Linked DNA regions of Mus musculus: all the other regions are linked to region 3. Evidence: chromatin loops called from intact Hi-C (ENCODE). Cell type or tissue: left cerebral cortex. All regions are shown on one strand. Region 1 holds the start of Gm42061 (a long non-coding RNA gene). Region 2 holds the start of Mrpl11 (mitochondrial ribosomal protein L11). Region 3 overlaps Gm960 (predicted gene 960). Region 4 overlaps Sptbn2 (spectrin beta, non-erythrocytic 2). Region 5 holds the start of Bbs1 (Bardet-Biedl syndrome 1 (human)).

Evidence for each region. Peaks named below come from ENCODE experiments on the same cell type or tissue, not always from the same donor. Only the 100,000 strongest peaks of a DNase experiment are listed, where the experiment ranks them.
Region 1: it touches region 3 in a loop (2.9-fold over the local background); 2 of 42 quality-filtered maps call a loop at or near these places.
Region 2: it touches region 3 in a loop (2.7-fold over the local background); 15 of 42 quality-filtered maps call a loop at or near these places.
Region 4: a loop joins it to region 3, with 8 times the contacts of the local background. A loop is called at or near these places in 23 of 42 quality-filtered maps.
Region 5: it touches region 3 in a loop (6-fold over the local background); 6 of 42 quality-filtered maps call a loop at or near these places.

Annotation. Positions count from the first base shown.
Region 1 is chr19:4,717,835-4,722,834 of GRCm38, reverse strand. It overlaps Sptbn2 (spectrin beta, non-erythrocytic 2), which reads right to left. Exons shown (of 37, transcript NM_021287.2): 2 at 3,838-4,016. The coding sequence starts at 3,994. It overlaps Gm42061 (a long non-coding RNA gene), which reads left to right and starts at 1,991. Exons shown (of 3, transcript XR_003952887.1): 1 at 1,991-2,079. In left cerebral cortex, no CTCF peak of the experiment used is centred here; DNase peaks (open chromatin) are centred at 1,793, 3,035 and 3,960; H3K4me3 peaks cover 315 bases; H3K27ac peaks cover 1,456 bases.
Region 2 is chr19:4,959,524-4,964,523 of GRCm38, reverse strand. It overlaps Mrpl11 (mitochondrial ribosomal protein L11), which reads right to left and starts at 2,218. Exons shown (of 5, transcript NM_025553.4): 1 at 2,009-2,218; 2 at 1,550-1,645; 3 at 1,105-1,198; 4 at 859-1,018. The coding sequence starts at 2,131. In left cerebral cortex, a CTCF peak has its summit at 2,502 (motif pointing left); a DNase peak (open chromatin) is centred at 2,442; H3K4me3 peaks cover 1,149 bases; H3K27ac peaks cover 986 bases.
Region 3 is chr19:4,625,925-4,630,924 of GRCm38, reverse strand. Gm960 (predicted gene 960) reads left to right here. Exons shown (of 15, transcript NM_001033447.3): 14 at 3,678-3,756; 15 at 4,735-5,000. Among named protein-coding and RNA genes, the nearest start is that of Rce1, 2.8 kb to the right of the region's middle. In left cerebral cortex, a CTCF peak has its summit at 1,922; a DNase peak (open chromatin) is centred at 1,918; H3K4me3 peaks cover 570 bases; H3K27ac peaks cover 422 bases.
Region 4 is chr19:4,740,932-4,745,931 of GRCm38, reverse strand. It overlaps Sptbn2 (spectrin beta, non-erythrocytic 2), which reads right to left. Exons shown (of 37, transcript NM_021287.2): 20 at 3,336-3,599; 21 at 1,660-1,884; 22 at 1,377-1,466; 23 at 563-823; 24 at 344-474; 25 at 1-152. It overlaps Gm21992 (predicted gene 21992), which reads left to right. Exons shown (of 3, transcript NR_157185.1): 3 at 1,065-3,019. Among named protein-coding and RNA genes, the nearest start is that of Rbm4b, 13 kb to the left of the region's middle. In left cerebral cortex, CTCF peaks have their summits at 2,008 and 2,212 (motif pointing right); DNase peaks (open chromatin) are centred at 718, 1,717, 2,217 and 4,221; H3K27ac peaks cover 971 bases.
Region 5 is chr19:4,905,274-4,910,273 of GRCm38, reverse strand. It overlaps Bbs1 (Bardet-Biedl syndrome 1 (human)), which reads left to right and starts at 3,647. Exons shown (of 17, transcript NM_001033128.3): 1 at 3,647-3,718; 2 at 4,056-4,132; 3 at 4,255-4,289. The coding sequence starts at 3,672. It overlaps Dpp3 (dipeptidylpeptidase 3), which reads left to right. Exons shown (of 18, transcript NM_133803.2): 17 at 266-428; 18 at 2,477-3,045. The coding sequence ends at 2,652. In left cerebral cortex, a CTCF peak has its summit at 1,956 (motif pointing right); DNase peaks (open chromatin) are centred at 3,682 and 4,081; H3K4me3 peaks cover 973 bases; H3K27ac peaks cover 584 bases.

The DNA of each region.
Region 1 (5,000 bases), 92 kb before region 3:
TGAGGCCAGCCTGGTCTACAACCAGGGCTACAGAGAAACCCTGTCTCGGGGGGAAAAGAAAAGGGGAGGGGGAGAACAAAAAGAAATAATAACTTGCAGGTTCAAGGGAGCAGTTCAGGCAGAGCTGAGTGCCAACCTTCAAGAAAGACAGGCATGGTGGGGAGGCCTCACCCCCAGGGGAGCCCTGGCAAGGGCTGTCAGGTTGCACAGGAAACTGATGATCACAGACTTTGTAAATGTGGAGGGAAGATGTAAGCTTTGTACTGTAAACTACTCTGGAAGCCAGGATTCCTGCCAGTTGCCCTTTGAGAGCCCCAAGAAAGGACTCAGCCCAAGTGGGAAGTGTAGAGTTCCATTTGTCCCCAACTCAGCCCCAGCACCTCAGAAATTTAGACTCATCCCTTAATCTCACATTCCTGTGCACCTCCCTGATAGAGCAACCACACACCCAAGTCCATTCCTGACTTTCTCATCTCCAAGTCCTGTGCCTATGCCAAACCTGGGGTCCTAATCACCCATGGTGACTCTCCCTCTTTTAGGATCTCCAGGCCCTATGAATTGAAGACAGCTTAAGTCATCTAGCCATTACTGAACCCAGGGAGACCTCCCTGATGCCCGGCCCACTGGTGTGAGGCATACAGGTAGACTAAAAATGGAAACTGTACCTAGAAAGACCTGGTAAATCCAGGCACTAAAGTGTAGCACCACAAGACACCCACATCATCCCTAAACACACATAGCATGAAATAAACTTATTTGGGCCACGATGAACACTGCTGTTGAGGCATCTATGGGACCTGTGAGTACAAACCCTCTCCTCCAACACACGCTGCCATTCTTCACTCAGCCTCCCTTCACACCCATTCAGAAGCCCGGGAAAACAAAAGCTCTAGGTCCTAGGCCTTGAGGCCACTGCCCTTCTCCCATTCCTTAACAAGGCCAGCATGGCCAAACCATGAGGGTGAGCTGCCAGGGGAGAGTGCTGTGGCCTCTCTGGCTGAAGACATTAACCCTCCATCCACACCACCTTTGCACCCAGCAGGGCACCTCAAGGTCACACCCCTTATGGCAGCCCTACTCCCACCCCCAGTCTGATCCAGTGGGATTCCAGTTGTCCACATGCCAGCATTCTCTGGCAGAATACGGTTAGTGATTCCCTCTGGGCTTCACCACGTTGTCCCTCAACAGAAACATTTGAGTCACAGAAAGCGGTAGGCATGGGTTCTGGGTCTGCAAGCTCTTCCTGCCCCAGGTTGGGCCCCTTTGGGCACACCAGGACGCCCTCTGTCCAGGGAAACTCACCTTGAAGCTGTTTGAAGCGTCCTTCCAGCACACTGGCATACTGAGCAGGATTGATGAAGGCAGCTGGTGAGAGCAGGACGCCCCCAGGGTTCTGAGACCCTTCCACAGCCTCATAGTAAAACTCAGCAGCCCCGTTCAGGCCGTTCCCATGGACCCTGCCCACTCCGTTTGTATTCATGGTGCCTGCTTCTGCCTCCTACTCAGCCTGTGGCCCAGAGTCCATGCTCCCCTGCCGGGGCCGAGTGTGTATCCCCTGAGCCTGTGCTGGGGGCGTCCAGAAAAAGGCTTCCTCCGTACCTGGCTGGGTGGAGTGGTTTCAAGGATGCTGGGAGTTTCAAGGAGTGGGGAAAAAGTTATGGGATGCCTCAGCTTCTGAGACAGTGAGTGGGGCACACCTGGTTGTAGAGAGAGGAGACAGAGGCAGCTCCAGACAAACAGGTCGGACAGTGGCGGGGGAGGGGCAGGCTGCCTAGGAGGCGGAGCCAGTTGGGGCATGGCCAGGCCCTGCAGGGGCGGAGGAGGGAGTTGCCAGCACCCAGAGACCTGTTCGTCAGGCTACTAGTTGCCCAAGACTAGGGGAAAACTGCCAGAGAGGGCCCCAAAGCAAACTCCTGCTTTCAGAAGGTCTGCAGGTGGGCCAGCTTCTTTGGGCATCTCTAGGTGGGCTTGTTCCGGGATAGCTGAGCTTTGATCTCAGCCCTGAGAGCAGAGAAACGCGGAAGCAAGGAGATTCAGGAAGAGAAGCCAGGTGTTGACCCCTATGGCCTCCTCTGGGGAGTAAGTACTGTGACTGCCCTCCAGTACCAGCCCTTTCCCGCAGCCCACCAGCTCCTCAGTCAATATCCCAGCCCCGGACACCCTAATACTGGGCACGTTATCAGGGCCCTTCCTATCTCTTCCTAGGCCTCTGCTTCTGTCACTCTTAACCCACGCTTGTTCCTCCTCGTTTTAATTATTTAGGGTTTATTTGGCACCTACTGAGTGAGTGGCACTGTACAAAGCCATGGCCATTCACAGATGCCTCTCCAGGGGAATAAACACTCAATGAGACACTGCGTGTGCGCGTGCGCGTGCACTGTAACAGTTCTGATTGGTACAGGTCTTATGTGCAGAGTTTGACAATATTGGGAAGTATGTGTCAAATGCTCGGGCATGGTAGCAGTACTGAGTGGTATGTGGCGTGCTCAGACGTCGTGAGAGCTTCGGGTAGCACCTGTCATATGAACTAGACTTGGCAAATTTACTGGGTGGCATGTAGCATGTGCACATAGAGCTCATGATCACACTGGTTGGCATGTGACCCGTCCTGATACAGTGACAGTTCTGGGAGTTATGTGTCACTGCAGATACCATGAACGTTTTGGGTAGCATGTGCACCATAACATCAATGAGAGCGAGCGGATAGAGGATTCCCGAATCTAAACCCAGGCTGCCAGGCACACTTCTCCAACAGGGGTGACATTTTCCACGCCCCACATTTTCTGTCTTCCCTGAGCTACTGAAGTACTAATATGAGTATTTCATCAGCCGGCCTCCAGTCCCAGCTAGGAAGATGCCAGGAGAAAGTGACCCATGAACCCCACGAGCTGGAACCATTGTCCGGAAAGCTTTTAAGAGTCCTGAGTTTCTGGACTACATGTCCTTCTTGAGAACTGGTATTTGTAAAAAATTCTCTGGGCCTCCAAAACTCTTCTGCTGGGAGCTGCCCCACTGGGAAATCACTCCCTGTGTGGAAGTAATGAGGAATAAGCTCCCATAGTGGAACTGGCTGGGCCACGGGCAGGTCCGTGGGATGATTGTGGAAGGCAGCCTGGGTGGGTGGCCTTAGGGTGTGTAGGTGAGTCAATCCCAAAACAGCCACAGGCTGGTGGTGGTGTCAGGTGGCAGCTGCACTCCTGTTGCTATGACCACAGCCCCCCCCCCCCCCCAGGCAGGAGGCCAGTCAGACTGGTTTGTTTGTCCCAGCTCAGCCAAGGGGAGAGCCCTGGCCATAGGGGAGGGCAGGGGCCGAGGGGGTGGGTGGAGCACAAGCCCTGAGAGAATGGGAGGGCTGCTGCTGAGAGAACTGCTTCAGGGAACAGGTAAATAAAATAACTGGAGTCACAGGCAGCAGGTAGGAGGGCGGGGAGAGTGCCAGGAAGATAATGAGCCAGGAGTGGAACAGCTGTGGGAAACGTTGGGAGGGGAGGGGAGGGAGAAGTGGATGGGGACAGAAGTGACAACTAGAGATATAAAGGCAAAGCACTGCAGGGGCAGAGACCCGATGCAGGTAGATGCTCATCTACCCAGCTGGCTCCTTCCAGGGGTTAATGTGTGTGGCATCGCCAGGCTAGGGGAGAAGAAAACTAGGGGGTGTTGTACACTGCATGGGGTTTGTCCTTGAGGTTGGATCTGGTGACCAGGGGTCGGTACCTGTTTCTTCAGAGCAGCAGCTTAGAGACCGAGGCAAGTCTTCCCATAAAGACAGAGGATTCTCCATCGCAAGCTCAGAAACCCACCTCTACCAATCCCTTCGCCTCCCTGCCCCTCCCGTACCTGCCAGGGCCTTGATCCTGGACCTCTCAAAGAGGCGGGCCGAACTGCTGTCATTGTCCCAGTCTGAGTCAGGCAGGTCCCAGCGGTTGTTGATGTCACTGTACTGGCCCTGGATCTCCAAGCTGTCAAAGTCAGTGGGTGACAGAGTGCTGCTCATGGTGGTGGGTGGCTTCCTGTTCCTGCAAAAAGACGTGGCTGATGAGCAGCGCGCGGGGGGGGGGGGGGGGTGTGTGTGAGGCTGAGCCGCTGCTCACCAGGCCTTTCTTCTGCTTTTTGTTTGGATTTTTCAAGACATGGCTTATCTCTGTAGCCATGCCTGTCCTGGAACTTGCCTTGTAGACCAAGCTGACCTTAAACGTAAGGGATTCCCCTGCCTCTGCCTCCCACGTGCTGGGACTGAAGGTGTGCACCACCATGCTGGGTTATCATGTTCTTCTATCTGCTTGCCCCAGCTCTCCGTGGCTTTGCTGGAGCCAGAGGTTATGACTGGGTAGCTTTCTTTTGTTGGTGAAAAAAAAATCAGCCCCCAGTGGGAAGCCACCCTGAGGGAGTGGCTAGACAGGAATGATGAGGAGAGACACATGCACTTGAAGGAAGGAAGCATTGGAGCCTGCAAGGGCTTCAAGGGCCACAGGCCAGAGCTCCATAGGACAGAGCAGGTATGCTAAAGGAAGACACAAAGGATTCAGGGTCACGCACACAGCAGCTTTAAGATGATGGTTTCAGACTCCCGCTCTACTCTTCTTCTGAGTCTTCTTTGTAAGTACCTGGAGATTAAAGGCCCAGATTCTGCTCTAGAGCTGAGGTAAATTACCACAGAAGCATAAAGATGGCCGAACTGAGACAGGCACGGACCAAATGTCTAGGTGCTCATAGGGGGCAAGGCATGGCTCTTACCTCTAGGGCTCTTTTGTTGCTACAGAAAATGCTTCCTAAGTTCTTAACAAGTGTCAGTTGTGCCGTGTGTCCTGTCACTCATGAGCGGAGGGCCTTCCCTGATTCATAGATGAAGTAGCCACGCTGCTGCTGCTGTTAACCCACTGGCTCAGGGTTATTTGGCTCGAAGCTACATACTGGGTTTTGAAGCAAGGTTCTTTCTGACTTTAAAAAATGTCTTTTCAATTTTGTTTTATGGATATGAAAGTTTTGCTCTGTGTGTGTGT
Region 2 (5,000 bases), 330 kb before region 3:
CCTCTGCCTTGACTCTGTCTTAAAGTCCTACCTAACCTGTGGCCTCTATTATACCATTGGGATTTCTTAGGCCTTCCTTTGAGCCACAAATCTACATACTTTAAGGATTTAAACCATCCAGGAAAACTGTGCTCTAACCTCACCCCCGTGAGGAACAACTGACGCCAGTCTTGCTGTAGGGAATGACACCAGCAGCAAGCGGCCAGTGATGACTGTCCCTGCTCCTGTCTCTGCTGCGCTCTGGGGCAAATGCTCTCCTACTTGACAAGGGAACCTTCTGACTCGTCCCTCCCTCAGGCCACATCCCATATGCCTCTAGACAAGACTCCTCGACCAGAGTGAACTTAGCTTCAGCTCCTTCCCTCTCCTTGTAATCTTACGCTCTCTTACCCTCCTTTTCCTGGGCAGTTTCCATGTCACCTCCCTCAGAGTCCTCAATGACACATCAGGTAAAAGCAGGAAATCTCCTCTCTGCTTGCATGACATCCATTGATTTTATAACATTGACACCTGCTAGTCTAGGCCTCTATGTATGGGTCGGCCTTTAGGACTACACATTTCTCCAGAGTGGCCAGGCACTACTGGCCATTCCTGGTTCTAGCCAGTGCCCAGATCCATGTCCAGGACAGAACAGGTGCTTATGAAATATATTCCAAACAAGATGAGGCTTCAACCCATATCCTTCTGCTAGAATCTGCTAGACATGTATGAAAATGTCACAATGAAGCTTAATATGCATAACTAACATAGGCTATAAATTAAGAAGAACAAATAAAGCCCAACCACCTCACTGTAATGGGCCTTCTCAGCTTTCCTCCCAAATGAAGAACTTACTTGGATTCCTCTCAAGATACTCACTCCTTCACCACTCGAATGCCCAGGGAACGGGCAGAGCCAATGATGGAACGGACCACAGAAGACAGGGGCACATCTTGCATGGCAAAAGCATCATCCTTAGCTTTGACACAGGCAATCTCATATACGTGCTTCAAACTCACCAGGCCTGCCACCTCTTTCCCTGGGAAGAAGGAGCAAAGAATTCTTCAAGTGCCACTACATTTCTCTGGATACATCAGACTCTCAGGTGCCCACTCTAGTCCTTACCTGTATGCCGGGCCCCCTTCTCGATCCCAGCAGCTGCCTTCAAAAAGTAAGAAACAGTGGGCTGCCCAATCTTGAGCTCAAATGTCCTGTCGGGCTTAACAGACAAAGATACATGAGAATTTCTTGGTTTTCTATCCAGTCCAAGACATTTCTAATGTCCCTTTCCTTCTCCCACCAACTTGCACACCACAAAAGACAGAAAAACAAATCTACAGCACACATCCCTGCCATTTTTATTCCTAGCCCAAATCTCCTCTGGAAGCCCCAGTGAGATGAGAGGTAAGAACCACAATATGGCAGGATCAAGCCAGTTCAGAGAAATTATGGTCTAGGCTTCTGTTTAAATGATAAGTGGAAGGTAGCAACCAAGTTAAGAGTCAGAGAAGCAACCAGAGTGACTAGTTTCAAGGGCCAAGGAAATATATGGGAGAATGGGTCTCTCTACCTTTATAAAAATTTTTGTAGGCAGGGGAATGCCTTCTTTGATGTCCTTTGTCTTCTCGTTGAACTCTTTGCAGAACTGGTTGATAGAGACACCTCGCTATAAGGAACGCATACACAAAGTTAAGTATGGGAGCTGAAGGCTTTCTACCAACCAGGAGCCCCTGTCCTTTCATCTTTGTGTGTGTGGGGGGGGGGGGCGGGGGTATGGGTGTGTGTTGTTATATTTCTTCTACTCTGGTTCTATAGCTTTGGGTGCCAGGCAATTCGTCCACAAGGTACCACTTAATCAGCAACTAGCCAACTTGGGGGTCAGAGGTGCTGAGGTCAAAAGAGGCTCCGTAAGTAATACAAGGACATAAGGCCTGAAGGTGTGAATAGTGGAGACAACGTTTATAAAGGAGACTTCCCCGGCTCCAGCGCACTCTCCCACGTCTCCCAGGCCGGGTTCCGCACACCGCACCTGACCCAAGATGGGACCTAGTGGAGGCCCAGGAATAGCTTGGCCTGCTCGCACGATGGACCGGATCACGCCGCCGGCCTCGGGCTTCTTGAGGGTCCGAGTGGCCCGGCTTAGCTTGGACATGATGTAGGATTTTAATCTTAGCTCGCCTCGGAGAAGCAAAGAACTACGCTCTGGGCGCGGCCATTTTGGGTCAGAGGTGAAGGGCCCTCGTGTTCGGCTAGGGTAAATGAGACCAAAAAAGAGCAGTCTTGTTTCAGGCATACAGCTCTCCAACTAAAGACCAATTACGGAATTTAAGAATTAATTGAACTTTGCGCTCTGAAGGCAGGACGAGAACCTATATGGTTTCAGTACACACAATCCCTCAGCGGTGCGCACAGGCATCACCTTAGACAGCCAAACAGGAGTTCGGGACTTTGAGTCTCCGCACAGCATTGTGGGTATGTAGTTCAGCGCCTTATCCTGCGCCTGCTGTTGGCCGTGTTCTGGGTTGCCATCTGCTGGACACAGTGATATCTTAGCGTTTGATATGGAGCAAGTTATGCAAAATCCCTTGAGTCTTTTGTTTCCTCATGTGGTTTTTCATGGAAGGCAATATGATTATAGACGGGAAATGAAATGGCAGACTGCTGCTCTTGCTGGCTATGAACCTGATTCATAGCTAGACAAAGAGTTAGAGCTAGGATTAGGCTACTGTTTCTGTTACCTATGAAAATCTTTGACACCGCGAATATTATAGGTACCTTTCAGAATTGTTGTGACAGCTCAGTAACACACGTTGAACCAAGAAGGCATTTACCGCTATTTATACAAAGGGAAAAGCTCTTCCCCGCGCTTTTGAAATGCTAAGTTTGTGAATTCTCATCCCAGTCAAACCTGATTTTCCACTAGCTTATTAGGCATACTTTATTGCTTCCCCGTCTTTCATTTTTTCATTGGAAGATGACTTTTTGTGTCTCAGAACTCCGCATCCCGCTCTATTCTGTCCAGGATTCCTGATTATTACTTGCGTTTTAGGGAATGGTATTTGAGCCAGGTGGTGTTTGAAGCCTTTATTATCCCTCCCTAGAGCAATCTTGTGTATCTAGGCACTTTAGGGTAGTAGCAATGGCCTTGGTAGGACTCTTTGACTCACAGACTCTTCCTGACCACACGTGGCTGCAAAGCTCCAATAACTGTAGGTTGAATGCTCCATTATTTTCTCCAACAGTTCAGGATATAAAGTTCTCTGATCCAGTCTCCAGACTGAGACTACTTCGAAGGAACTATCCACTAACTCACTGTTTGCGATCCTTCAGATTCGAGGGGAATTCTCCAGTTTCTTTTTTCTTTTTTTTTTCCTTTTCTTTTCCTTTTTAAAAAATAATTCCTCTCCAGACAACCAGGCAGCCTATTATGTAGCATACCACTTCAAATTCTATCATCTTCCTCTAAACCGCCTCTCACAAACCTCCATTTTTTTCTTTCCTCTACCATTTCCTTGTGTGTGCAATGTACGTTTTTGCGTGTGTGTGGGTGAATGTGTGTGTGGATTTGCACATGTGTACACACACGAGAAGGGCCGAGGCTGATGTTAAGATCCTCTTCCATTGCCCTTCTGAGGTGGGGTCTCTTACTCAAACTAAGAGCTTGCCAGTGGTTCATCTTGTTAACCAGCTTGCTCTGGAGTTCTTATGCTGGCCTGGAACTACAGGGATGTCACCATGCCCAGATGGCATTTACCTGGGTTTCTTAAGACCCAGCCTCTGGCCCTGACTCTTTTTCAGGAAACACTTTAATCACTGAACCATCTCCTAACCCCATCCCACCACTGTTTTTGAAAATGTTTGTAGACTTGAACTTCCCTACAACCTGCTGGCAAAGAAAGTCAGGTCCTTTGTGTAAGGATCTAAAGGCCTCATTTTTATCTCCATCTTCTGTGCCCAGTGAAATCCCTGAGCCAGTGCTGTGGTGGTGGTGGGAGCAGTATGTCGCCCTAAGAGACACCCCTGCCACAGGAGCTAACTGCTTGGTAGAAAGGGGTCTCAGCAGCTTCAAGCTCCTGAAACGTCCCTTGCATCCTCCCTGCATAACTCTGTAAGCTGGGGCAAGGACAACTGACATGCTGGGGCTCTCTGTGGTGCTATACCAAAATAGAGAATCCATCCCATCAGAGGATCTCTGTGAAAGAAAGAAGGTAGACCCCATATTGAATGACTTTCTTCTTCTTCTTTTCCTTCCCCTTCCCCTTCTCCTCCTTCTTCTTCCCCCCTCCTCCTCTCCTCTTTCTTCCTCCTCATCTTCCTCTCCCTTCTCCTCCTCCTCATCTTCTTCATCACCATCCTCTTCCTTCTTCTCTTCTTCCACATCCTCTCCTCTCCTCATCCTCTTCTTCCCCCCCCTTCTCCTACTCTCCTCCTCTTCTTCTTTTGACACAGGGTTTCTCTGTGTAGCCCTGGCTTTCCTAGAAACTGACTTTGTAGACCAGGCTGGCAACTGGTATGATACCAGTGACTTTTCTAATGAGGCATAAAAGAAATGTCTATTTTCCTCATATGGAGAGGGAATCACCACATTAAAAAAAATTATGGCAAGTCTAGCTTGAGAATTAATGAGTTTCTTGGAGTTACTTGCAGGAGTGTGGGGGACTTATGAGCACTTGTACCACTGAAAAATTCTACCAGTCAATTTTTCCCTCTTCCTCCACTCCCTGTGGTGTGTGGGAAATGAGTTTATTTACCAGTGTGCATGTAATTGTGCAGGTGCTCACGTGCTTGTTAGTGTGGGGGCTACAAGCTGACACTGGATATCTTCCTTGATCATGCTCCATCTTATCTTAGAGACAGGATCTTTCATGAACTTGGAACTCATCAATTTAACTCATGTGGCAGGACAATTGAAGGATCTCTCTGTCCCTGCTGGACACCCAGTACTGGGGTTACAGACGTAAACTGCTGTGTCCAGTGATTTTTACATTGGTCCCAGGTTTTAACATGGGTGCTGGAGATCT
Region 3 (5,000 bases):
TCACATGTTCGGGGAATAAAAAGGCCAATGGGCATGGTGGCATGTGCCTGTAGCCCCAGCTCTGACAGCTGAGGTAGGAAGACTGTTTAGCCCGTGCCAAACCCAGGCAACATGATGAAACCCTATCTCGAAAAGGGGGTGAAGCCTGGCGGTGGTGGCGCACGCCTTTAATCCCAGCACTCAGGAGGCAGAGGCAGGCAGATTTCTGAGTTCGTGGCCAGCCTGGTCTACAGAGTGAGTTCCAGTACAGCCAGGGCTACACAGAGAAACCCTGTCTTGAAAAAAAAAAAGGGGGGGGGGTAGATAAGAAGTCCTTTGGGAGACAACTTGACAGGTTTGGGGGGTTACACATATGCTTATCTGGCCTAGCTACCCACTGTGTCACACTGAAACAAGTGCATCCATGGTCATAGTCTCTTTGTTGTGTATTTGTTTTGTTTTGTTTTGAGACAGGGTTTCTCTGTATAGCCCTGGCTGTTCTGGAACTCACTCTGTAGACCAGGCTGGCCTCGAACTCAGAAATCCGCCTGCATCTGCCTCCCGAGTGCTAGGATTAAAGGCATGCACCACCACCGCCTGTTTGTGTATTTGTTAGAACTCCCAACAGGTTGATGATCTATATAGTTGAGCACTGTTCAACCGTAAAGGGAATGAACTATTGATCCGCACATGTGATCTCTTGGAGTCGGAGTTATAGGTGTTGTGAGACCCTGGAAACCAAACTCCTGCCCTTTCCAAGAGCTGCAGGCGCTCTCTCCAGCCCCTCGCATTGTCTCTCACCACTCTCAGAAAGAGCAGGACCTTCAGGACAGCGTGGGCATTTGTTCTCCCTTTTGTACCTCCTTTTACCTGTTGGAGGGGTGCTGGTGCTCAGGCAGGGCAGCCCACAAAGCAGAGCCTGTCAACGCTCCCTTCACAACTTCTGTCATAACCTGTGTGCAGGCCTCACTAAATCTCGTTGGCTTTCACCTAGTTGGAGAGCTGATGGCCACACCTCAAGCAAGCGAAGCTTCTAAACACGGTATTCGTTCTCTAGAGATGTTGTAAGCCATTACCAGAGACTTAGTGACTTAAAAACATCATTTATTCTGTCATAGCGCTGGAGGCCAGAAGTTCAAAATCGAGGCATGAGCAGGCCTGTGTTTCCTTTAGATGCACTGGGAGAGAATCCATCCTGTCTCTCTGGTTTCCTAGTTTGTGGCTTACATAACTCCAGTTTCTACCCCCATCTTCACCTAGTCTTTTCCTACCCAACTGTTTCTGATTTAGGGGGGCCCAGCCTGAGTCCTGCATGCAGTATGGTCCTATCTCTGAATCCTTAATTATATCTACAAAGACCCTTTTTCCAAATAATCTCACATTCACAGGCTCTTGGTGTTAGGATGTGGGCAAACTGGAAAGGGTGCAGCCTCATTCACTTCAACCAGGAACACCTTGAGAACACAGCCTGAGCCATCGTTAGAACCCAGGAGATCCCCTCAGGTTCTGGGCTGTTTCTGCTTCTTGAGATCTTCTGCTTGGACCTCTCTGACATCCCAGTGAAGTCGGAAAGAACTGATCTGAGCTCTTTACCTTTTGGCTCTAGTGGTGGCTCATAGCCTCAGGGCCATCTGTGGCCCACTTAACTCAATGATGCTGAAAGAAAGGAGTATTTACAGAATACCTAATCTGTATTTCCATTTCCGTCTCAACAAAGATGTTCTGAATTAGGTCATTATCTTCCACCTTATAAATAAGGTAACTGTGAAACCTAAACCTTGCTGGTTACATGGCTAATAACTGGCAGGGTTTCAAAGCCTGATCACATTGTGCCTCTGTAGGGCTGAGTGGCAAGCCCAGGGAATGAGTGTGCACAGATCCATTGTCATTAGTCCTTCCCTCATTAGAGGCCACTTTGTGTTAACTCATTGGTGGCACAATAGCGGCCCCCAGTGGCTTCAGCTACAAACTACATGATCAAGGCAATAGGTCAAGTTTTTTTTCCCCCCCTTTTACTTTGTTTCCATGGTAACTAGCCAACTCACCAGATATAGAATTAACCCATCTATAGTTTAAGGAGAAATGGCAGTTCTCTAAAGGACTGGGCTGTCTCTCTTGGGGCCCAGATACTGATAGGCATACAAGGCTCACAGTGTTAGCCATCTCAAGTGGGTCACCCCTCTGTAAGACCAGTTTCTAAAAGGAAAAGGACAAAGACGTGTGCTATGCAAGATTTCCCAGGCCAGAGTGAACCGAAACTCTGCTGGATTTTGAGGGTGATCTTTGCCCCTGTGTGTTCCTCAGAATGTAATTACTTAGAAGTTGGAATTTGTATTAATATGCAGTGAATCTCATGTGAGTGCATCTGAGGAGAGACTGTGGGATCCCCCAGAAATGATGATAACTGTAACTGCAGAGCTCCTATAACATAAAAATCTGTAATGAGAATGCCAGGTAGCTCTCACATTTAATCCCAGCATTTAGGAGACAGAGTGACAACCTGGCCTACATAGTAAGTTCCAGGACAGACAGAACTATCTAGCAAAACTGTCTTAAAGGGGGAAACAAGAAGCAGTGTATCATAGAATGCATAGTACTGTGGTGTAATTCTTACCTAAGACTTCCCTTTGAAAGTGTCAACTTGATGCTTTAAGGATAGTCACTGTGCCGTGTGCTCCTCCCCCAATCCCCAGAGGTCTCCATCACACTGAAAACAAGACTGTGACTGCTGAACGCACATAACCCAGCTCCTCTCCCAAAGCCCCGCCCACCTTCTATTGGCTTACTTCTCCCCTCCCCTTGGTGTAGACATTACAGGAGTGGGGGCGGGGAGGAGGGTCTCACTGTGTATCTGAGAATGGCTTTTATCTTCCTATGTAGCTGAGGGTTATCTTGAACTCCTGCTCTTTCTGCCTCCCTCTCCTGAGTGCTGGGATTACATATGTGCTACTATGCCATTTTATGAAGTGTGCTCCTGCAGCTTTCATGCAAACACTCATTTTTTTCAACTTTTTAAAAGATGTATTTTTAACTAAGTGTACATGTATATAGAGGGACAGATGGTCAGACATTAAAGGTCAGCTCTGGGATATAAGAGACCCTGTCTCAAAGAATTTAATTTAAAAAAAGACAGGGCCAGGGATTGTGGTGTATGCCTTTAATTCTAGCACTTGTGAGGCAAAGGTAGGAGGATCTCTGCAAGTTCAAGCCCAGCTTGTTCTCCACCATATACTGAGTTCCAGACAGCCAAGACTAAATAAAAAGGGACTGGAGAAATGGCTGTGTGGAAGAGGGACCATGCTGCTATTGGTTTGGTTTGGTTCCCAGTATTCACATCAGGCAGCTTGTCAAAGTGTAACTCCAATTACAGGGGACCTGACCACCTCTCCTGTAGACACATAATTCACATAGTTACAAATACACATGGTAAACCTGGAGTAGAAAGATGGGCATAAACACATAAAAATGATGAATAGTGCCATCTTCAGAGCCTGAGGTTCAGGGATATGCTGGGAATGGCTACAGTGTGAGTTGTACAAGGGTCCACAGAAGGGGGATGCTTTGAAAGCTGGAGGCCAAGTAGAGACTGTTGAGTTAGGAGGATGAGGGTGAAAACATCCATATAAACCAAACCACACGTCTCACTAAGGTTCATTCAGACTTCTGCAGAATTCACTTGGTCTTTCTAATTGTTAAAGCACCTGACTCCAGAGAAAAACATTTCAGCCCAGAACACCAAAGACCAGCACAAGAATATTGCCCAGGAATTCCCTGAAGGTAAGTTTCTAGCTTTGGGGGTAAGCCCTGGACTGAAACCAGAGAAATAAAATTCATGGTGTGGAGTGGTCCAGCTATCCAACGATCCCATTCCACTTTAGCCATGCTGCTGCCACCTGGGATTTGGCCGCCTTCCACAGTGATTGAGGGACTTGGAGTAGCAACCGCATGCATTCCTACTTTAAAGCTACTCAATAGGACTTGTGCGTTGTACTTAGTATGTGCACATTAGCCTTTCCAGAGAAACGTGCATTCATTGACTCAGGAGGAATCAGCCAAGGCAAGACTCTGTAAATCTGCACCTGCGAGGCTGGGGATGTAGCTCAGTGTCAGAGTTGGTTTGCTTGTCAATACCGAGTTTGATCCTCCTCTGTGTTTGTTCTTCCAAAACTGGATCTACTACGGATTAGTGATGGTGGTTCCCAACCTTCCTGACGCTGCCACCTTTTAATACAGTGCCTCGTGCTGTGGTGATCCCCAACCATACAGTTATCTTCAGTGTTACTAATTAACTGTCATTTTGCCACTGTTATGCACCACAGTGTAAGTATCTGATGTGCGACCCGCAGGTTGAGAACCGCTGAGCTAAAGCATGTTCACGAGTGTCTAATTCCAGCACTTGGGTGTTAGAAGCAAGATGATCACTTTAAGGCTAGCCTGGGTTTCAAGAGAGTCTGTCTGAACATCAACAACAAAAAGCTGCCTCTGTAGTAACTGCCTAGAACAATACCAGAGAGAGATTGAGTTGCTTATTGCCCGAAGCAAAGCTTAGGTTCAGAGAGGAACTTGAAATGCATATCACCTAGTTTGGGCGGAAAGTTAGATGTCGCCTATCATGGGAGGTCAGGTACTGAAATGTTTTCATCCGGAAAGGTGGAGCGGGAGAGTTAATTTAGAACGATACCCCTGCCCCAACAATCTCTGTAGCATTGGCACAAATCTTCGGGAGTAAGATGAAATGGGCTTGTTCTCTCCTAGAATCCATCGGGCAAGCAGAAAACAAGAGGCCCAAGAGGGGCAGCCCCAACCATGGCAGGGAAGAATCGCGAGTTCTGGGCTCAGCAAGAGACCGGAGCCCGCCAAAATCCGCCACGCGCGACCGCGAGCTCACCGAGGTCTCCCTCACTGCTAGAGGATCGCAGACCCAAGCGGCCCACGGCAGGGCCCAGGCGGCAGAGGCAGCTAGCCCTGCGGGCGGCCTGGAGGTACCGCAGCGAGAGCAGGGCGGGTGCGGGCCTGAGCTA
Region 4 (5,000 bases), 120 kb before region 3:
GCTCCTGTATCCACTGTTCCAGGTCATCCAGCTCTCTGCGGAGCTGGCACAGCCGGAGGTGCTCCTGCAGGCGCTCGCGCCGCTCTCCTGCCAGCTCCTTCAGGCTGGCGTACAGCTTGTCCACCTGGGCTTGGCGTATTGTTAGTCTTGTGCTGCAGAGGTAGAGAGAATGGCTTGCTCTGTGTCACCTAACTGCTCTGTCTGCTAACTGCTTGCCAAGTCCCTGCTTCTCCCAACTTTCTATTCTGTATGGCCATAGTTCAGAAGATGTCACAACCCCTACTTTCCCAGAGCCAGCCCTCCTCTCCTCCAGGGTCAAGGCTCATGATACTCACACACTCACCTCTCTGGATGTTCATGGTCAATCATATCTTGACTGCTGGCTGCTAGTTGTTTGATGGTCTGGGCATAGTCAGCAAGGGCTTGTTCCAATACCTGATGCTTCTTCACTTCTGCCTGGGCGCTCAGCTCATCCTGGGAGAGGGGAAATTGAATATCAGGCAGCAGGGGCTTGGGGGTAGAAGAACTGGCCGCACAAACCAGCCATTGCTCTGACTCTCACCTTGGCCTTTTCCTGGCCCATCATGTGTAACTCCTGCTCACCCATCCAAGCCTCGGCCTCTGCAGCATCACGATAGAATTGCTGGGCTCGAAGAGCTTCCTCCAGCCGCTTGCCCCGAAGCTCCAGCTCATGGCTCAGGCGTTTCCACATTTCTTGGAGCTCAGCCAGCTCTGGACCTGCTGCTGCTGTTCCCAGAGTGCGCTGCCTCTCTTTGAGGTCTGCAATCCGGGGCTCATGGCCCTGGATCTCCTTCTGCAGGGTCTGTCCAGAGCAACAGAAGACACACTGAAAGGCTTGCAAAAGGAACTGCAAGCCTGTGTCCCCTTGGACCTACCTGCTCCACCTTGAGCCCTCCAGCCCTCCCTACATTCTTCTCTTTTCTGAATCCTCTCAAAGACTCTTTGTCAAGACTCCGGAGGGGGACGGTTGGGTGGGTGGGGACGGTTGGGTGGGTGGGGGACAATGTGATACCCCTTCAATCCTCATTCTTTCCTATCAACAGAGGCCACTCTCCCGAGTGTGGGGAAGAAAAATCAAGTCTAGGGCTACAAGCAACAAGATAATGCCACAGACACCCTATCATAGGGAAAAACAAAGGAGCCGGACATGGCAGCATACATGCACCATTAATCCCAGCAGATAAAAGTGGATCTCTTTGAGTTCAAAGCCAGCCAAAGATACATAGTAAGGCCTTATCTCCAATCAACAGCACTCACCCTCTACCTCCCATCACCACAAAACAAGGGAAAAAACAAAGGTCTGAGTGAGAAGATGCTCTTGGGAACTTTGTTTTCACCCTTGCCCTTGGCCTCACCTGGTTTTTCTTCATGAGAAGCTGGACACTGGGCAAGTCCTTGCCATGTTCCAGAGAGCTGGCCATGGGAAGCCGCTCAGTCACCCACAACTGGAGAGAAAAAAAAAGGTTAATAGAGCCGCAGAGAGGAGCTGTCTACAGCTACAACTGTGTGTGTAAAGGGAGCTATCTCATTCGAGGCCAGGGAGCCTTGCAGGACATCCATGAACATCCCAGTGCCCAGGAAGTGGGCCCGAGAGCCACACGGCTGGGAGCAGCTTGCCGTTCCATGCCCGTGACTCACTATCTCATCCTCCACATCCCGGTGGAACTGGTGCTGCTCCCGGGAGGCGTGCAGGCGCCGGCAGCGTTCTTTCATGGGTTGACACAAGGCCCTGAACTTCTCCTCCACAGCCCTTGAGGTCCTTTCTACCTCCCCTGCACTCTGGTCTTCCTGGGCCAGGGCCTGGGCCTGGGCCTGTATCGCCTCTACCTCCTTCTCTCTCACAGCCATCTCTCGTTCCAGCATCTGCAAACGTGAGGAGATAAGAGAGATCAGTGCACATTTCTACTTCAACTCCTAAGACATAAGCCTGTATCAAACCAGCCATGATTTCTGATTCCTGGGGCCTCCCCACGGGAAAAACAGCCTCTTACGGTCTGGGTAGTTCACACACAATTTTTTTTCTTTATAAAAATGCCAGGACTATGTGACAACTGTGCATATTATGAACTCATTGTCTCTCAGTCACAAATCCACTTTAGCCTTCTTTGAGATGCTCACCTAGACCCCCCCGCCCCCGCCCCCCATAAGCATTTTTCCCAAGCTGGTACAATTGGCAGCCTTGTCAGAAGAGGGCGCTAGAGGAAAAAGCACAAAACACTGGAGCAGGCATGCTTAGCTTTTTGCTTGGGCTTTTTTTTTTTCAGAGTACAGGGATCTAGTGCCTCTTTCCCCTCCAGGGAAAGGAATCCTGCTATTCCAGGATTCTTAGGGTCAGGGAATCAACAAATACAATCTATTTACTAAATTAAGTATATTGACGCATTCCTCGTAGTATTGGGCATTCATTCATTTATTTATAATAAAGACAAAGTTGAATTGCTGTGACAAAGATCATATAACCTACAAAATGTAAAGTATTGTTTAGCTCTGCTGAATTTTTTAAATATGTATTTTATTAATTTGTGGGTGTATATGGATTTCTCTCCTACCATGCAGGTTCTAGAGACTAAACTCAAATAGTCAGGTTTGGTGATAAACATTTTTACACACAGAGCTGTTGGTGGTCCTATTGTCTCTTTACAGAGAAAAGGTTTTCTGACACCAACTGTAAAATTCTTTTTAGACTTGATCTGGCTTAAGTTGTAATTTGTTTCCTCCAAAACTTATGCTGAAATCTGGACCTCAAAGTAAAGTGTTGACAAGCAGTAGAGGGCCTTTACAAGATGAGTGGACCATTAAAGGGATTTATATAGTTCCCACGAGACTGGATTAGTTACAAGAACAGGTTGTAAAGTGACGCTGCCTCTTGGGTTTTGTCTCTTTCACATGAGCTAATTTCCATTTTGTTCTTCTGTCATCTTACAACACATCAGAAACCGAGCAGATACTGGTACTACACCCTTGTTCCTCCAAAACTGCAAGCCAAAATAAACTTTTTAAAAAAATAAATCACCCAGTCTCTGGAATTGTATTGTAGCAACAGAAACAGATTGAGATAACACCTTTAGTAATAACACCTTTTACTAATGAGTACTTTTGTTAAGCTAACGTTTCCTTGTCCATGTTATTAGTGTGGCCTGTCTCCTGACTTCCCTAACTGATACACAGCCCTAATAGACTGTGACGGAGTCTTTAATTATGATCACTGTCAGAAATGCTATGAGACATTTACCAGGCCTCCTGAATTTCAAAAGCTAGGCACCCTCTTCCACAGGTTGTCTGACTGTTCATCTCCCCAAAGGCCCCTTGCATACCTGTTGCTTCTTCAGCAGAATGTTGACACTGGTGAGGTCTTTGCCATAGTCATCTGAGTGCAGCTGGGCCTGCAGGCTCTCCAGCCAGCTCTCCAGGGCAGAACAGCTTTGAGCAAATAGCTCTGCCCGGTTGGCATCAAAAAGACTGCGGGCCTTGGCTTGGGTAGTGGTCTCCAGTTCATCCCAGCGCCGGTGCAGGTCCTCCAGCTTCTCTGACACTACGACTTTGAGTTCTGGCTTTTCAAGAGTCAGCTCCCGCCCTTCCTAGGTGACAAGACAAAAGATGTGTAAGTGTCAAAATCAGACTCCACTGAATGTTGCAGGCTGATCACAGGCCAGGGATCTGAGCAATAGAGAGCTGAAATGTTCCAGGTAATTCTAACGTCCTGTGTGAGGCAGGCTCATTAATAGTCTCTCCCCAGAGGTTTTGAAAGCCTTCCACACTGCTCTTTACTGTTGACCACGCTCCACTCCCTTTTCAAGATCAATCTAACTCGACCCTCCCTTACTTAGGAAGCCACTGCAAGCTGGGCCTGGTGGCTCATGCCTGAAATTTCGCACTTGGGAAACTGAAACGGGAAGCTATAAGTTTAACGTCAGCCTGGTCTACACAGCAAGATCCTGTCTAAATAAAAAAACCTTTAAAGCCATTTGGAATCTTCTACTATTATGTTGCACACAGACTTTAATTATGTGCTGTCATTTTATGTTTCTTAACTCATGTCTCCTCCCTTGCACTAAAGCACATCTCACATGGTCTTCCCAGCTTCAGCCTCTCAGCTTGAAGACATGTTTCTATGGGAGTACAGGAAGCATGAGTGGTGAGTCAGAAGCACTCACTCCCAACCAGTGGCAGACAGGGGTGACGGATGGATACGCAGCCACTCTGTGCTCTGGGTGGGGTAGCACTGCGTCAGGTTCTGACGTCTCTCAGAGTGCCCCAGTAGCTCTGCGCTCCAGCAGCCTGCTGCAAACTCTGGCATGAGGGAACTCGCATCTCCTCTCCCACTCCGTGGGACTAGGGATCGAACCTGGGCCTCACACAAGCCAAGGACATGCTTTACTCTAACGAATCCTGTCTGGACTACTCTCTCTTCTGTCTCATCTTCTCGCTCCCCTCCATGGCGTTTTGGGGATCACCTCTCCTGAAGTTGGGCTGCTCCAAAATTCTGGTTCCGGAGTCTGCTTCTGAGGCCATGAACTCAAATGCTTTGTTCAGGCCTTTATTTTATTTGACTGTTGGATGAAGAGGATCAAAGGCTGGTTTGTCTGGTGCTGCTTCAAAGCCTTTAGCACGCTCCCAGCATAGTGATTCATGCTTTTTCTGATCTTGCCCAGGACACTCGTCCTACCTTTGCCTTGCCATACTCTGTCATACAGGAGCCTTCTGTGCTCCAGGCAGGCTGATGTCCTCCTTGCTCCCAGTCCTCCTCACACTTCTGGTTTTCTGCTTATCATCACTCTTTCCCTGGAACCTACTCCTTCTGCTTGCTCACATTCTCTTTTCCTTCCACGGATGGCCCCAGTGCATCCCTTCATCTCTGCTTAGTGCCCAGGCTTTGGGAACTCCACCTTTTGGCACCCACTGTATTCTACTCTGGATCTTTTCACTTATTTTTTGCAATCCTGGGCATTGAACAAAGAACCTTATAAATGCTAGGCAAA
Region 5 (5,000 bases), 280 kb before region 3:
GGATGTTGTAGCTCAGGCTGTACTCCCTGTGTTGCCAAGGATGGCCCTGAACTGCTGATCCTCCTGCCTCTGCCTTCCAAGTGCTGGGATTATAGGTGCCACCATACCCAGCTTAGCCATTAGATTGGTAGCTCTGAAATTTTATAAAGGACAAACTGTAGCACGTCCTCCCCAGGGCTAGGTACCACTGGCCACGGCTGCTGACAGAGTCCTGTGGGTGCAAGGTGAGTTCCCATCGTAGGCACTTGATTCCTCCTTCCTGCAGGTGCTGAAGTCCACGGGGGACGTGGTCGCGGGGCGGGCCCTGTACGAGGGCTATGCAGCAGTCACTGACGCACCTCCAGAGTGCTTCCTTACCCTAAGGGATACGGTACTGCTGCGCAAGGAGTCCCGGAAGCTTATTGTTCAACCCAACACTCGCCTTGAAGGTAACGGATGTTACACCATCTGCTGGACCTACCTGAGGTCTCTCCAGAGAGCAGATGATGTAATCGGTTCGGGGAGGGCTCCCTCTGCCACGTTCTTTCAGACAGACCTCAGGCCTCCTAGGACCTAAGAGAATTTGAATCAGCAACGTTCAAGATGGAGATGTCCTGGATCGTTCCCCCTTCTCAAGTAACACTTCCATTTTCAGAATCCCTGACCCTGCCTGCATGGTGCCAGTACCTTGTGTGCCCTAGCTCTCCAATGCACCAAGGCCACTCTACTCGATAGCCTTTGTACACGCTGTACCCTCTGCTTGGCACAGTGTCCCTCAAATCTGTGTCTGTCTGATTCTTCTGGTTGGTCAGGTCCCCGTTAAATGGCACCTTCCTGAGACATTCTGTCTCCAGCCCCTCAACACGAAATAATCCCTTCAGTCTCTTATCTCTCAGCTTCACTTTCTTGGTGCTTTGGCAACATGGAGTTCAGGGAGGCCACTGAGGGATGGGGCAGTGCACGGAGCTGAGGTCATTGTCTAATTCAGAGCCCATTAGGGATAAAAACTCAACAGAGATATCAATCACACATGTTTAAAGGACAAACCGTGCTCTGAACACTTGGATAAAAATCACACCTGTAGCTTCAGAGTGTCCAGGAGGTCTTGGGGGGAAGTGGTGGAAGGGACCAGACCTGAGGAACAGGTTGGAGTTTTCAAAGGTACTGGCGAGCTGGGGTGTGGTCCATGGTAGAACATTTGCCCAATATTTAAGAGGCCCTGGGTTCCACCCCCAGCGCTTTGGTAGTTGGTAGTGGTGGTAATGGTGGTGGCAGAGGGCTTGCAGGCCCTAGGGTACTGGGTGAAGTGTTCTCACAATAGGCCGGGCTGTGGCTCACTGGTAGCCTGCTTTGCACTGCCAAATAAGGTGCAGGTTCTATCCCCAGTACTGGGGGGAAAAAGAAAAGGAAAGGAAAGGAAAAAGGGAAAGAAAAGAAGAGAAAAGAAAAGAAAGGAACTTTTCAAGAATGAAGTCCCCAGGCCTGGTGAAGACTGGTTACAATACCCCTCATCAGTTTCATCTGGGAACTAAAATACACACAAGTGGTCTTCACAGAGCCAGGACTTAATTTAGGCCATGTTAGCCACTGTGTACCCCTCAGTGCCACAGGCTTCACAGAGTGCAAAGGTTGAGCAGCTGAGGGGTGATCCAGGGGCCTCGAGACAGGCTCATTTAACAGGTCAGATGCACAGATGTGCAGAGCGGCTACTGAGCACCCCACTGACGCTCTGTCCCACGCAGTCCCCGTCGCACAAGAGGAGAGGTTCTGTGCTCATGCCCCACTTTACCCACAAGGCACTGAGGCTGAGAGCAACTGGGAAACTTGCCCACGATCTAGACATATGAAGCAGTTTGATCTAACTTGACTATCTTGTTTGATCTAACATAGCACTTGAAATTTGATTTCGGATTTATTTATTTGATGTGTGTTTTACCTGCATGTATGTATGTACCATGTGCATGCAGTGCCCTTGGAAGCCACAAGAGGGCATTGGATCCCCTGGGGCTGGAATTACAGATGATTGTGAGCCACAGTGTGGGTGCGGGAGGCCAGGCTAAGAGCAGCCAGAGTCCTCAACAAGAGCCACTCGTACTCTAACCCCCTGAGCTATCACTCCAGCCCTGACAGAGTGCTTTTATCAGTCATTTTTATTAGTGATTGTTGGGGTTATGTTGGCTTTGTTGAGACCAGGATTTCCTAGGCTAGCCTTAAAATTAATAATCCTTTTCCCCCAGTTCCTTGAGTGCTGGGATTATGGTGTGTGCTACCATGCCAGACATGATTTAAATCTTGACTTGAGGGAAGGATGAGGTCAAGTGGCAATTCATTTAAGTCTAAGTCTCCCCCCATGTAATTCTGCCTTCCTGGCAGGGTTATTCTGATGTAGGTAATTAGATAACTATCCTGAACATTGACAGTTTGTGCCGGAGCTCGCTCAGAACTCGCCGCCCCTAACTACATCTTTCTGTGCTGCTGTTTTCTCTCCATCCCCCAGGCTCAGAAGTACAACTTGTGGAGTATGAGGCCTCAGCCGCTGGTCTCATCCGCTCCTTCTGTGAGCGGTTTCCCGAGGATGGGCCCGAGTTGGAGGAGGTTCTTATCCAGCTGGCTGCAGCAGATGCCCGATTCTGGAGGAACCAGGCCCAGGAGGCCCCACCTGGCCAGGCTTGAGAAGATCTGTGTGGTCTCTCCCCTCTTTGTCAAACCAGGGCTGTCAGTAGCTCTGAGTTGTGTGTGATTAGGAGTCAGGGGAGGGAGGGGCAGGAGCTTGGACTTTGGTGCTACCTCAGCTGAGGGTGGTGATGCGAACCCCTTCCATTTGTCAGCACTTTGCAGTTTACCGTATGTCCTCAGTTTCTGGATCTGCACTGCCATCTATGGCCGGAGCTCAACAGGGTGCCTAGTCCGGTTTTCCACATGGGAAGGTGGCAATTCTGAGAAGTGACTGTTCTAGACCCGGCAGGTGGCATGTGACAGAGCCAGGGCTCAAAGCATTCTCACCAAATCCAGCGCTCTTCGTGTATTACTTTTATAGCCAGAAAAATAAATATGACGACCACCATCTCTGCAGTGTATGTTTCTTTCTCTTCCAGTTCAAAGCCAGGGGAGGGCACACTACATCACTTTAGGCTTCCAATCCACAATAAGATTTTGAATATCATTTCCAAAGGAATGCACAAACTCACAACGTGTTCCGGAGCTCTTCTTTGTGACATATTTCTTAAGATTTGTGTGTTCGTGTGCATTTTCTTCATGGGTGTGGTGGTGGTAGCAGAGACCAGAAGACCCCATCAGATGCCCTGGAACTACGGTTACAGAATTGTGAGCTGCCATGTGGGTGCTGAGCAGTCCAGGGTCCTCTGCAAGAGCAGCAAGCACTCTTGTACTTTCAAATGTTTCCGGAGCCAAAGAACCGTAACACACTAACATGAGATCCTCACCCATTAATTTGTTTCTCAGTCTAGTCTTAATCCCTAAAAAGCGCTCCTCCCCAGGCCTCAAAGCCCAGGCCCCTGTCTTTAATGCAGAAACCATAAGTCAACATTGCATAGGACAAGGAAACCAGTGCTTATTTGGTCCCAGCCGGGACAATTTTACCCCGGAACCTTTGTTCCTGTGCTTTCGGATGCCCGGATTCTATTGGGTGTTGCGCGATGGCTGAGCTGGTTGCCAAGGCGACGCCTGGGAAAATGGCTGCGGCGTCTTCATCGGATTCTGACAGCGGGCGAGCTGAGAGGTTAAGTCCCGGATCCTCACCGCTTCCTTTCCCTCAGATGAATAGATGGTGCTTGGTAGCGGGTTCTGGGCTCTTGCTTTCGAGCAGCGGTGGAAGTTCTGGGAGGGCCCTTTAGAAATCAGAAGAAAGCTGATGGCCAAGAAGTATCTGTATGTGATTGGCTGGTCACTCCGGGCGCCAATTGAGCTCAGATCTAGACTTGGTATTATCCTTTCGATGTTCGTGCTCTGTTTCAGGCGTCATCTCGCTTAGAGATTTTATTTATTTATTTATTTATTTATTTATTTATTTATTTCGTCATGGGGCTCACTTTCCAACTATCTTTTTTCCCTCTCAGCAACGAAGCCAATTCTAAATGGCTGGACGCACACTACGACCCCATGGCCAACATCCACACCTTCTCCTCCTGCCTGTGTGAGTCTCTAGACATATCTAGGGACACCCAGATTCTAGGAGGATGGGAGGAACAGGGAACGGTTTCATGGAGAAATCTTTGAGATTCTGAGACTCCTTTTCGACCCTTTTGTGTTTTCTAGCACTGGCAGATTTGCATGGCGATGGGGAGTACAAGGTAGGCAATCAGAAAGTTGAGTGGTGTGTGTGTGTGTGTGTGTGTGTGACACTCAGAAGTGAGATTTGCAAAGAGGCTCAACATACTCTGGAACTCATCAGTACTAAAAAGGCACACTTCGTTGCAACTTCTTTCTTTTAACGATGTATTTTTATTTTGTGTGCGTTGGTGCTTTGCTTGTGTGTGTGCTTGTGTAAGGTTTCAGATCCCTTGCAACAGGATTTACAGACAGTTGAGAGCTGCCGTGTAGGTGCTGGAGTTTGAACCAGGATCCTCTGGAAGGACAGCCAGTGATCTTCACTGCTGAGCCATCTCTCTAACCCCAGAATTTCTTAGTAATTTGGAAAGTGAACATTAATTTTATAACATGATCTGCAGAGGTTAAACAGCAAGATGTTGTGGATTTATAGTACCAAGACATACGATTTTCTCTCTCTCTCTCTCTTTTTTTTGTCTTTGTTTGTTTGTTTTTCAAGACAGGGTTTCTCTGTGTAGCCCTGGCTATCCTGGAACTCACTCTGTAGACCAGGCTGGCCTCAAACTCAGAAATCTGCCTACCTCTGCTTCCCAAGTGCTGGGATTAAAGGCATGCCTCACCACTGCCCTGCTGACATATGATTTTCTAAAAAATAATTTGAGGGCCAGGAGTGGTAGTGCCTGCCTCTAATCACAGCACTTGGGCAATAGAAACAGGGCGATCCATGAGTTTGA